Regions from separate parts of the Homo sapiens genome. Here all the other regions are linked to region 2. A link is a contact called in ENCODE Hi-C or POLR2A ChIA-PET data. All regions are on one chromosome and are shown on one strand. The core of a region is the stretch at or near the end of the contact, and the rest is flanking DNA. Distances in the headings are between cores, read along the strand shown. Region 1 holds the start of KLHL11 (kelch like family member 11). Region 2 holds the start of STAT5A (signal transducer and activator of transcription 5A). Region 3 holds the start of VPS25 (vacuolar protein sorting 25 homolog).

Region 1 (3,857 bases), core at 387-2,886, 420 kb after region 2:
CTGTAACTGAAGTGTGGGTCCAAGGACTCCTAACTACTTTGCATCTGTAATCCACAAAGATTCTGGGCAGCTGCCACCTCAGTCTCTTCTCTGTATTATCATAGTCTGGTTTAAATAAACTATATAGTAACAATGAAGGCATACTGCTGGCTCCTGGCATCCATATCCTTTGATCTGTATTCCTTTGTAACTGTACTTTTTTCCAGACAGGGTATCACTCTGTCGCCCCAGGGCTGGAGTACAGTGGCACCATCACAGCTCACTGCAGCCTCCATCTCCTGGGCTCAAGCAGTCCTCCCACTCCAGCCTCCCAAGTAGCTGGGACTACAGGAGCATGCCACCACTCCAGGCTAACTTTTGTATTTTTTGTGGAGATAAGGTTCTGCTGTATTTCCCAGGCTCTTCTGGAACTCATGGACTCAAGCAATCCATCCTCCTTGGCCTCCCAAAGTGCTGTTACAGGCGTGAGCCACTGTGCCTGGCCTGGCCTGAACTGTACTAATAGTTTCAGTATATATGGTTTTAAAAATGCTCATCTACGGTCAGGCGTGGTGGCTCATGCCTGTAATCCCAGCACTTTGGGAGGCTGAGGCGGGTGGATCACGAGGTCAGCAGATCGAGACCATCCTGGCTAACACGGTGAAACCCCGTCTCTATTAAAAATACAAAAACTTAGCCAGGCATGGTGGCGGGCGCCTGTAGTCCCAGCTACTCCGGAGGCTGAGGCAGGAGAATGGCGTGAACCCGGGAGGCGGAGGTTGCAGTGAGCCGAGACCCGCGCCACTGCACTCCAGCCTGGGCGACAGAGCGAGACTCCGTCTCAAAAAAAAAAAAAAAAAAAAAATTAGCCTGGAGTGGTGGCGGGCGCCTGTAGTCCCAGCTACTCGGGAGGCTGAGGCACAAGAATCGCTTGAACCCGGGCGGCGGAGGTTGCAATAAGCGAAGAGCGCGCCACTGCACTCCAGCCTGGGCGACAGAGCGAGACTCCGTCTCAAAAAAAAAAAAAAAAAAAAAATTAGCCTGGAGTGGTGGCGGGCGCCTGTAGTCCCAGCTACTCGGGAGGCTGAGGCACAAGAATCGCTTGAACCCGGGCAGCGGAGGTTGCAATAAGCGAAGAGCGCGCCACTGCACTCCAGCCTGGGCGACAGAGCGAGACTCCGTCTCAAAAAAAAAAAAAACAAAAAACCCAAAACAAAACAAAAACAAAAAGAAACAAAAAAAAAAACGGATAACGAGTAACTCATTCATCCCTCATCCACTTAGCTGGGGCTAGATCTTATAAAAATCCTGTATTGCCACTCAAGGCTTTAACAACAGGTGATGGTCTAAGGTGGCTTTACTCGACAAAATGACTGCAGAGAGCATGCTACCCACTAAGGAAAGGAAGCGAGCCATACTCGCACCGACGCCCTGGGGGTAGGCCTGGGGCGAAGTCTTCTGGACTGGGCGACTGTTACTGACGGACCTCACCAAGGCAGGCAGAGCTGCTGGAGGCGAGGCGGCGCTGCTGGAGGCGAGGCGGCGCTGCTGGAGGCGAGGCGGCGCTGCTGGAGGCGAGGCGGCGCATGTGCGGCCGGCGGGCGACCTGGCCCCGCCCCGCGCGCACTATTTAATCCCAGAATCCCTCTGTGTCGTACCAACAGCCGCATCGTTCCGAGGCTGTGGAGGCCGGGCGCAGCGGCGTCAAGATGGCGGCTGCGGCAGTGGCGGCGGCGGCGGCGGCGGCCGCGGCTGCATCTCTTCAGGTACTGGAGATGGAGAGCATGGAGACGGCCGCCGCCGGCTCGGCAGGACTGGCCGCCGAGGTCCGAGGCAGCGGCACGGTGGACTTCGGGCCTGGGCCGGGGATCTCTGCAATGGAGGCGAGCGGGGGCGATCCGGGCCCAGAAGCCGAGGATTTCGAGTGCAGCTCTCACTGCTCAGAGCTGTCCTGGCGGCAGAACGAGCAGCGGCGCCAGGGCCTCTTCTGCGACATTACCCTGTGCTTCGGCGGGGCTGGAGGCCGCGAGTTCCGGGCCCACCGCTCGGTACTGGCTGCCGCCACCGAGTACTTCACGCCCCTGCTCTCGGGCCAGTTTTCCGAGTCCCGCTCGGGACGGGTGGAGATGCGCAAGTGGAGCTCCGAGCCGGGGCCCGAACCCGACACAGTGGAAGCCGTAATCGAGTACATGTACACCGGGCGCATCCGCGTCAGCACGGGCAGCGTGCACGAGGTGCTGGAGTTGGCCGACAGGTAGGCGAGGGAGGCGGGAGCGCGGAGGGCGGCGGGCGCGGAGAGGGGGAGATGCTCGCTGGCGGAGGGGAGGGCAGTGCCTGCCACGGCAGCTCGCGAGTCCTGAGTGAATGCATTGGTTTCACACTCGCTGAGCGCCTGCTTGGGGGCAGCCACCGCGGTGGGCGAGGAGGATGCACCATCAGGTCCGGCGAGGGCGCCCCGCGCCCAAGGAGCTCAGATACTAGGTGATGGGACAAAAGTGATGAAAAGGAAAGTCAGTATGTGGTAACTGTTGTGCTGACGTTCAAAAGGAATGAAAGGCTAGGGATTGAATAAAGATCTTTCTGAAGAGGTGAAGTTTAGATCGACCTCTGAATGTCAAAAAATAACTGACCGTGCAAAGATGGGGAATGAATATTCCAGACAGCGCAAACGCCCTCAGGCAGGATCCAGTTTGGCTTAGAGAAGAGAATTAAAATATAGTCCAGTGAGGCTGGATCTAGTGGATGAAGGGGAGAAGGATGCGTGAGATGCGTTGGAATAAGGAGTTTGGATTTCACTAAGTGTGATAGGAAGCTGGGTAAAGAAATAGCTCATTTAAATATTTTAATATTATTCTGCCACTGTGTTAAACGGATTGTAGGGAGCAGGAATGCTCCAGAGACTGGTTAGAAGGCAGGTAATACCGTTTATAGAGATGGAGAGGCGTTTGTTTTGGCAATTATCATCTTACAGATACATTAACAAAAATGCCTATTGAGCGCCTATTACGCATCAGCTCAGATGCGGGATTCTAAGGTGCTAGGGTTTCAGCAGTGATCAAAACAGACAAAAGTCCTTTTCCTTATCGCACTTAGGTTGGTAGATGGACGGTAAATAAGTAAAATGTATAGCCTGTTGGATGATTGTTAAATGTATAGCCTGTTGGATGATTGTCATCACTGATGAAAAATAAAGCATGGGGGGAGTACATAGAAACTGCTGGGGGAGAGGAAGTGTTTTCCAAATTGGGTGGATAGAGAATGCCCTATGAAGAAGACGTTTTGCTAAGAACCGAAGGAGGTAAGGTAGACTGTGTCAGGTAGGGGACACAGGTACAGAGGCTCTGAGGTGGAGCTTGTATGTTAGAGAACAGTGGGGAGCCAGTGTGGCTGTATCAAAGGGATGCAGGATGAGAGGAACAGGAGAAGCCCCAGGATGGTAATGGGCAGGGATCCAGATCCCGTAGGGCCTTGATGGCCTGTGGAAGGACATGAGCTTTTACTCTGATTGAAATGGGAAGGTTTGGGGCAGAGGAATGATGCAGTCTGATTTGATGAATAGTGCTGTGCTGAAAAAAGGATGTGGCGGCCAGGCGCGGTGGCCCACGCCTGTAATCTCAGCACTTTGAGAGGCCGAGGTGGGTGGATGCTTGAGGTCAGGAGTTCGAGACCAGCCTGGCCAACATTGTGAAACCCCTGTCTCTACTAAACGTACAAAAATTAGCCGGGCGTGGTGGTGTGCCTGTAATCCCAGCTGTTGGGGAGGCTGAGACACAAGAATCGCTTGAGCCTGGGAGGTGGGAGGCTGAGGTTGCAGTAAGCTGAGATTGCGCCGCTCTACTCCAGCCTGGCGGACAGAACAAGACTCTGTCTCAAAAAAA
Region 2 (3,737 bases), core at 1,030-3,529:
ATTATGTACTCGTCCAGACGCAACCAAGTGAGAGAGCAGATGACTCCAGACTCAGGGCATCTGATGCCAAGGTCAAGGTACTTCCCACCATCCTGCCCCTGGCCTCCTATATTGCTTCCCCTCAGGCTTCTCCTGTTTTCCCCCTCTTCTGGGATGGACTTGTATTTCCCTGGCACCCTGCTGTCTGTATTGAAGGGCTCTCTAGGAAACATACGTGAGTTCCAATAAGTGCTTGACTGTCATCACTACCCACACCCCTTTCCTGCTTCCACAAAAACTCCCTCTCTTCCTCCATACCCACTCCCCTCAAGTAAAGAAGCTACATCTTATTTCTAAACCCTCAATTCAAAGCCCTTGTGTCCAGCTCTTGTCTCTGGGATGGCTCCTCTCTCACCTTTAAAAGACCCCAAGAGGGAGGTCTGGTGGCCTCATTTCTAGAGTCTGCTGGTCTTCCCTTCTCCAACATAGGAATCCTGACTCAGTCTCCCTCCATCCCTTCTGCTGCTTCCATAAGGCCAGTTCACCCATCTCTCTCTGTTGGCAACAAACACCTCCCACCCTTGCTTTGCAATATGCTAAAGAAATCCGACAGGTCGAATTTAGAAAGAGGGGGTGGGGGAAATCGAAGAAAAGTTCCCAATAAGTTCGTGGTCACATGGTGAGTCAGTGGCCAGGCCAGGAAAAAACCCAGGGGTTCTGATGCTGGAACAAGATGATGCTTCCTCCCCGTAGGTGGCCCAGAGCCTACACCCACCTGGAGCTGCGTGGCGTAGTGCCCCAGCTTGATCTTCAGTAAAAACCCATCTTCCCCCACCTGGTGCTCCGCCTTCTTCTGCAGCTCCTGCACCAGGCCCTCCAGGAGCTGGGTGGCTTGGGCTCTGTCCTGGGGATTGTCCAAGTCAATGGCATCCCTTGGGGCAGGGCAGAAGAGAAAAACCTACTGTGGCACCTCCTTGGGCAAGGAGGTCAGGGAGCTGGAATAAAGTGGAAACCCCAGGCTCATGACCGAGGGCACTCCAGGGCCCACAAGACTTGTTCCCAGCAGCTCCACAGACATCCGAGTCTAAAAACATTCTCTGTCCTCCCAGGCTTCCCCTTTCCCAGGGGCACCACCCCTTCCGCACAAAGAAGGACAGGCAGGACCAGAGTCACACCAAACCACCATGAGTAAAACTAGAGGCCAAAGGGCCTGGATGGTAGGGACCCTCTGAGGAGGGGCAGGGCGGGACGTGCCTACCATGGCTGGCTCTCAATCCACTGGGCCAAGTAGTGCCGGACCTCGATGGGGAAGTGCTGGCCGTACAGCACCTGCATCTGGCGCAGCGCGTCTCCCTGCAGCTGCTGGGCCTGGATCCAGCCCGCCATGGCCGTTCACCTAGGGCGAGCCGAGCGCTGAAGCGCTCTCCTCTGCAGAGGCCAAGGAACCGGGCCTGCCCCTGGCCTTGCCATGCCTACCTATCCCTGGACCGCGGCCAGGCCAGGCCCCTCCCCTCCCACAGATAGCTTTCCTGTGCGGGAACAGAGATGGTGAGGAGTGGAGGGCCGCCCATCCCCTCCAACAAGGAACCCGCTGAAGGGGAGGGGAAGGTGCTCTGCAGAGGCAGGTGCCCTCCCCGTCTTCCTCTCCCCTCGCCCCACCGGAGCTTCCCTAGTGAGGGGGACGGCCAGAAACTGAAAGAGAAACTTGACGGCGGGAGGCCCACAGGCCCCCTGGAGAGGGCTGCAAGGATCCCCCAGCCCACCTCGGGCCCGGTTTCTGGGAAGGGGAGATATTCCAACCCGAAGTTAGGCCAGCGCCACGACGGCTCCCACTCGACGGCTAGGGCTTTTCGGGCACGTGGCTGGGGCTGTTCAGGAGACAGGGCTGAGGACTTGGGCGCTCCCCTCTTCGGCTGCTCCCCCATCTGTGCACTAGTGCCTCCCCGGGTCCAGCCCGACAGGTGCTCCCTCTCCGAGGCGTGCCAGGACGGCGCCCTCCCTGGCCTCTGCCTTTCATCCCCGACCCCTGTCCCCACGTCCCCCCGTCCCTCGTCTGCGCTGGGCCAACTCCCTCGCAGTGCCGGGGACTGATCCCCGCGCTGCGCCCGGCCGTCGAGCTCCGGGTGCCGGAGGTGCCGGGGCGGCAGTAGAGTGTCCCCTCTCGGCGCGCCGCCGAGGACGCGCCACCGGGTCACCCACCTGGTGGGGCCGCACCGTCCGGCAGCCGGGCCGGCTCTGCGCCCCGCGGCTCTCGCTCCCGGCCGGGGTTCCTGGCGGCGGCGGCAGCGGCGGCTGTTACTACAGGAAGGAGCGGAGAGCAGCGATTTCCTCCTCAAAGGTCAGCTGCCTGCGATAGACCATACACAGCGCGCGAGCCCGCGCCAGCAGCCCTCCCAGCCCCGCTTGCTCCCTCCCTGCCTCGCCCTCAGTCGCCGGCTCCCCTGCAAGTGCGCAACAGCGGCGGCCGTTCCCGGCGGGCGGCGCCGGGCGTGGGGGCTGCCCCGACGGCGGGGTCCCCCGGGAGTCCCAGCAGGCCCTCGGCGGCGGCTCCCAGGGAGCGTCCCGGAACCGGGGCGGGTCAGAATAGCCGGGGGAATGTGGTTGTCGGGCGTTGCCGGGAAATCCCGGGCTCTGGAAATCCCAAACCTGGGCCTCAGTTTTCTCATCCGCAAAAAGGGAGGAGGGAAAAGTGGACCAATTGGCGACGCCTTCCAGCTCTGGCGCGTGTCATCTTTTGAGCCCCTAGATTAAAAAATAAATGTGTGGGGTGTGTGTGTGCACGCGCGTGTGTGCGCATGTGTGTCTTGGGGGCCACAGGTTTTGTGACCTCAGAGACAAAACTGTAGAGAGGGGAAGAACTGGGGATTCTAGTGAAGCCAAGATCACCCCCACCACCGCAGCACCTCCCTCCTTCTTTTACTCCGGCCATCTAAACTCAACCCTGACGGAGGAACTGGAAAGAATCTTGGCAGTCATGTGTTTCAGCCCTCCCCCTCTCCACAATTTTGCAGGTAAGAAATGGAAGTCCTGAGAGGGAAAGGGGCTTGCCCGGGGCCACCCAGGGCCACACAGTAGGCACGTGGCCTCACCAGCCGACTGTGATCCATAAACTAGCCAGCGCCCCCGTTCACCCAGCCTAGTTACTTATGAGGCTGGTTCTACCTTCAGAAAAGTCCAGGGAGGGACCGTCTTGAGTCCTCCTAACTTCGAAACTCTCTACAGGCCTTGCCACAGCAGTGAATATCCTGTCTAGAGCCTCAGTCCCCCTCTCCAAGAGGCCCCTTCCCACGAGGCCCAAGGGGTTTGGTAAGGTCGGGCTGGACGCCTTCCATCCCCTTTGCCCAGCTTCCCTCTCCTCTGGGCCTCCCCTCTGCCTGGCAGCGGGTTGGCAGCACCAGAGGAGGGGCCAGCCCAGCTGCCCACTCACAGCACAGCTGGGCCAAGACTGCATGTTCTGTTGGGGGGGGTGCATTCTCATCTGCCTCCCTCCCCAGCTGCTTCTCAGAGCTGCCCTTTTCTCTCCATTTCCACTCTCCTTTCTTGCCCCTTACTACCTCTCCCAGTTTCATTCTTTTAACTTCAGAGGAAAAAAAAAAAAAGAACTTCAAAGCTGCAGAAGCCAAAATGTCTGCGTTCTCCCCACCTTCTCTGTGTGGTCACAGTGTCTTAGTTGGCAGGATCACGAGGAAAGGAATTGAAAACTCTAAGGGGGTGCATGGAGGATGTAGGGAAGCCTTGCTTCCCAGATGCTCTGCAGG
Region 3 (3,749 bases), core at 451-2,950, 480 kb before region 2:
TCACTTGAGCCTGGGAGTCGAGGCTGCAGTGAGATAGGACTGAGCCACTGCACTCCAGCCTGGATGACAGAGTGAGACCTTATCTCCCCACCCAAAAAAAAAGTATCATGAACTAAAAAGAAACAAAGAGGCAAAAAAATACCAAGGTGGGACAGAGTGGAAGAGACTCAGCTTTCAGAAAGAAAGATTCAATATTTATTTTACTATTATTATCTACAAGGCACTCATCCTTCTTCCACTTCTCTTCAGGTTTAGGGCACAGACAGAGATTTCAATTTTGTGTACAAAGAAGAAAGGACTTGGGAATTGGGCTGCCTACTTTACAGAAGACTCTGGCCTTCAAGCCAGGAGAGAGAAAAAGTTATTAAAGGGAAAAAGACTTATCCTAATTTGCCCTCAGGAAAACCCAACTAGGAAGAAAAATAAGGAATCTGGGGAACTGAACCCACCTTTCTTCCTCAGTTCCTCTAATACAATCTGGATCGACTCCACAGGAAGCTTTCCTGGTTTAAGGTTAAGGGAACGGCATACACATGAGTTGGGTAGGATAAAAATTTTCAGAGCCAGTCCCATGTTGAGAAACACCTGCCCCTTCCTCTCCCACACACATATGTGTGCAATTTCCCAACATGATATGAATTGGCATTTCCTGGATATTCAAAGGAGGAAGGTAAAGAGAAACTCTTCCAATTAAAAGGAGCTTTATGTGATTGTGCCACTGCATTCCAGCCTGAGCAAGAGAGGAAGACCCTGTCTCCAAAAAAAAAAAAAAAAAAGAAAGAAAGAAGCTTTAGAAAATGAAAGGTACTGTCATTCCTCACCCTCTGTCTGTTGCCTTCCTTCAGCCTTTCTCCACAGATATTTTAGGGATGAATCAGGCAGCAAAAACAAATGACCCTTACTTCCTGGCAGGAGGGGGGCAGAGAAAATAATTAAAGGTAGTTACCCAAGTCTGGGCCTCACACAGAAAAGGATGGAAGATACAAATAGTCAAAAGGGTTTAGGTTAAAAAACTTGGAACTTGGCTTCAGGGCAGAAATTCTAAGACCTTAATGACATCCGAGCAGTCATCACTGCCAAGAACAAGAGGGTATGGTACTGCATTTGCCAGGGGAAAATGTCAGCTACACATTTTCACTCTTTAAGTCCAGTTTGGGTGGGAATCTGCCTACCATGGGTAAAAGGGGGCTGGCGCGGGGGGGCGTCTGGGCATGTGTGAAAGCGCAGAAGTGCATGTGTATGGGCTGTGGAAGAGCCTGAGGGAGGATACGCTGTAGCTTGACGTTGTTGAAGAGCGGGCTCTCCTGAGCTTCCATCACCGTCATGCTGGACTGTTTGTGCAGGCGGCAGAAGGACAGGACCAGCGAGCACCAGGCGGCCAGCTGCTTCTGCCGAGTGTCCACATTCGGTTGTAACCTGCCGGGTGAAGGGAGTGGGGCGCAGAATTAGAGGGCGGGAGGCAGCACTTGCCCGGGACGCATTTCAGGAAGAAAGTAAGGGACTGAGGGTGTTGGCCGACGGGTCTTTTCTCCCCCTCCCCATATGAAGCATCAGGGCTGAGCCCAGGGTCCGGGGGAGGGGAGGGAGGCACAGCGGTGCTTCTTGGGGTCTGAGCCTCACGTAAAGAAGGGTGGGAAGCGATACTGCCACGGCCACTCGAAACTCATCGCCATCGTAGTAGCCCAGGAAACCCGGAAGCTACCGGCTAAGGACTTCCGGCCTTCGCTTCCGCACGTCCGGGCAGAAGGCAATGCAGAAAGGTTCCGGAAGCCTTTCTGGAAAGAGAGAGACCGGCAGGAGGAGTCCTCGTCATGACCCAGTCCCTCGCTGTTATCCTAAAAAGCCCTATCTTTTGGAGCAGGAAGAGTCCTGGGAAGTCTTCTGGTTCAACCCCAGAGAAAGGTCATGTCTTCCCCAAAGCGGCGAATTTTTGTTGCTGAAGTAGAACGGCAAATAAAGCCCAGATCTCCAGATCCCAGCCTACCTTTGTTTCCTCTATACTAGGCTTCTTTTAATATTAACATTTCTGTGAATTGCCATTTAATTTGATCAACTCACAATTACCCAAGCTCAATTCCAATGTCCTTTGTTTTATTTTTAATTTTTTATTTATTTATCTGTTTATTTATTTTTGAGAAAGGTCTCCCTTTGTTGCCCAGGCTGGAATACAGTGGCACAATCACAGCTCACTGCAGCCTCTACCTCCTGAGATCTGGCGACCGTCCGGCTTCAGCCTCCTGAGTAGCTGGGACTACAGGTGCACACCACCGCACCCAGTTATTAAATACATTTTGTTGTTGTTTTGGTACAGATGGGCGTCTCACCAAACTCCTGGGCTCAAGTGATCCTCCTGCCTCGACCTCCCAAAGTGCTGGGACTACAGGAGTGAGTTAACGCTCCCAGCAACCCGGCTAATATTTTCTAGAGATGGGCACTCACTATGTTGGCCCAGGTTGGTCTCAAACTCCTGGGCTCAAGCGATCTCCAGACCTCAGCCTCCCAAAGGGATAACAGGTGACCAACCCGGCCCTCCAATTTCCTTTGACTTCACCATTCCTCAGGCTCCTGCAGCACCCATGGGAGCACACTTTGTAGCTTGAATCACTAGAGACAGCCCTACTTCCATGATTCAGAGCTGCAGGCTTTGACCACAACCACCCATCTCTCACCTCTGCCATGACCTCGCCTTTCTTGTCTCAAGACCTAGGACCCCTTTTGGTTTTATCAGACTCCTTACCCAGCCTAAACTACTCAATTCTGTCCCCTTACCTACCTACCTACCTACAGGTCAGTTCCCAAACCAATGATCGTTGCTCCATTTCCCCCACCTCTTTTTTTCACTCCTGGGCTCTGGAGTATTGCTGGAAGAAAAATAACCAGAACATGTTTGCCAAGCCCTAGATTCCCTGACTAGCCTCACTACCGGGCTCTAAGGGCAGCTCTGTGATCCTTTGTCTTTTATTGACTCCGTCACCCTCAAGATAACTATTCAAACTTTTCCACATTCATCAAGGCACTCCACCTGTCCCCATGTCTCTGCTCTCTGCAGAACGCCTTTCATTCCTGCTTTATGAGATTGAGGCCATGCATGTGAACCCTTTAAGTTTTCCCTCTGTCTGTCTCTATACTTGATTCATCGCTCAAAAATTTCTCTCCACTTTTACTCCTTCTTTTTTTTTTTTTTTTTTTTTTTTTGAGACGGAGTCTTGCACTGTTGCCGGGTTGGAGTGCAGTGGCTTGATCTCAGCTCACTGCAACCTCTGCCTCCCTGGTTCAAGCGATTCTCCTGCCTCAGCCTCCCTAGAAGCTGGGATTACAGGCATGAGCTACCACACCCAGCTAATTTTTGTATTTTTAGTAGAGACGGGGTTTCACCATGTTGGTCAGGCTGGTCTCAAACTCCTGACCTCAAGTGATCCGCCCACCTCGGCCTCCCAAAGTGCTGGGATTACCAACCGCATCCAGCCTACTCCTTCCTTTTGGACTCAGAAGAAGTGTTGCACCCTTTGGCATATGTTCTTGCCTCCCCTTTTCAACTTCCTCCAGGACTTCTCTATCATCTTCCCTCTCGCCCTTGCCCTTAGCTCCTCTCCCATATACTATAAATATGCACAGGTCTTCCTTAATTAAAAATATGTAAACCCTTGGCCAGGCTTGGTGGCTCATGCCTGTAATCTCAGCACTTTGGGAGGCCGAGGCAGGTGGATCACGTGAAGTCAGGAGTTGTTCAAGATCAGCCTGGCCAGCAT

What was found. Hi-C counts contacts between places; a loop is a spot of excess contacts on that map. ChIA-PET counts read pairs that join two places held with the same protein, here RNA polymerase II (POLR2A). Pooled maps may share reads with other maps.
Region 1: a loop to region 2 is called in a pooled map, with 5 times the contacts of the local background. The contact joins the promoter of KLHL11 here to the promoter of STAT5A in region 2. A Hi-C loop is called at or near these places in 3 of 50 pooled maps. POLR2A ChIA-PET finds 5 or more read pairs at or near these places in 2 of 52 experiments (B cell and activated T-cell).
Region 3: a pooled map shows a loop between it and region 2 (2.9-fold over the local background). The contact joins the promoter of VPS25 here to the promoter of STAT5A in region 2. A Hi-C loop is called at or near these places in 1 of 50 pooled maps. POLR2A ChIA-PET finds 5 or more read pairs at or near these places in 3 of 52 experiments (GM12878, MCF 10A and activated naive CD4-positive, alpha-beta T cell).

Annotation. Positions count from the first base shown.
Region 1 is chr17:41,863,202-41,867,058 of GRCh38, reverse strand. It overlaps KLHL11 (kelch like family member 11), which reads left to right and starts at 1,636. Exons shown (of 2, transcript NM_018143.3): 1 at 1,636-2,233. The coding sequence starts at 1,689. It overlaps ACLY (ATP citrate lyase), which reads left to right. Exons shown (of 29, transcript NM_001096.3): 29 at 1-141. RefSeq lists enhancers at 451-951, 952-1,452, 3,196-3,705 and a silencer at 1,486-1,675.
Region 2 is chr17:42,287,040-42,290,776 of GRCh38, reverse strand. It overlaps STAT5A (signal transducer and activator of transcription 5A), which reads right to left and starts at 2,279. Exons shown (of 19, transcript NM_001288718.2): 1 at 2,179-2,279; 2 at 1,238-1,375; 3 at 755-911. The coding sequence starts at 1,365. It also overlaps a transcript of STAT5B not described here. RefSeq lists enhancers at 1,216-1,275, 2,722-3,222, 3,506-3,565 and silencers at 1,926-2,605, 2,626-2,705.
Region 3 is chr17:42,771,400-42,775,148 of GRCh38, reverse strand. It overlaps VPS25 (vacuolar protein sorting 25 homolog), which reads right to left and starts at 1,700. Exons shown (of 6, transcript NM_032353.4): 1 at 1,621-1,700; 2 at 1,271-1,416; 3 at 450-503. The coding sequence starts at 1,673. RefSeq lists enhancers at 978-1,525, 1,609-1,808.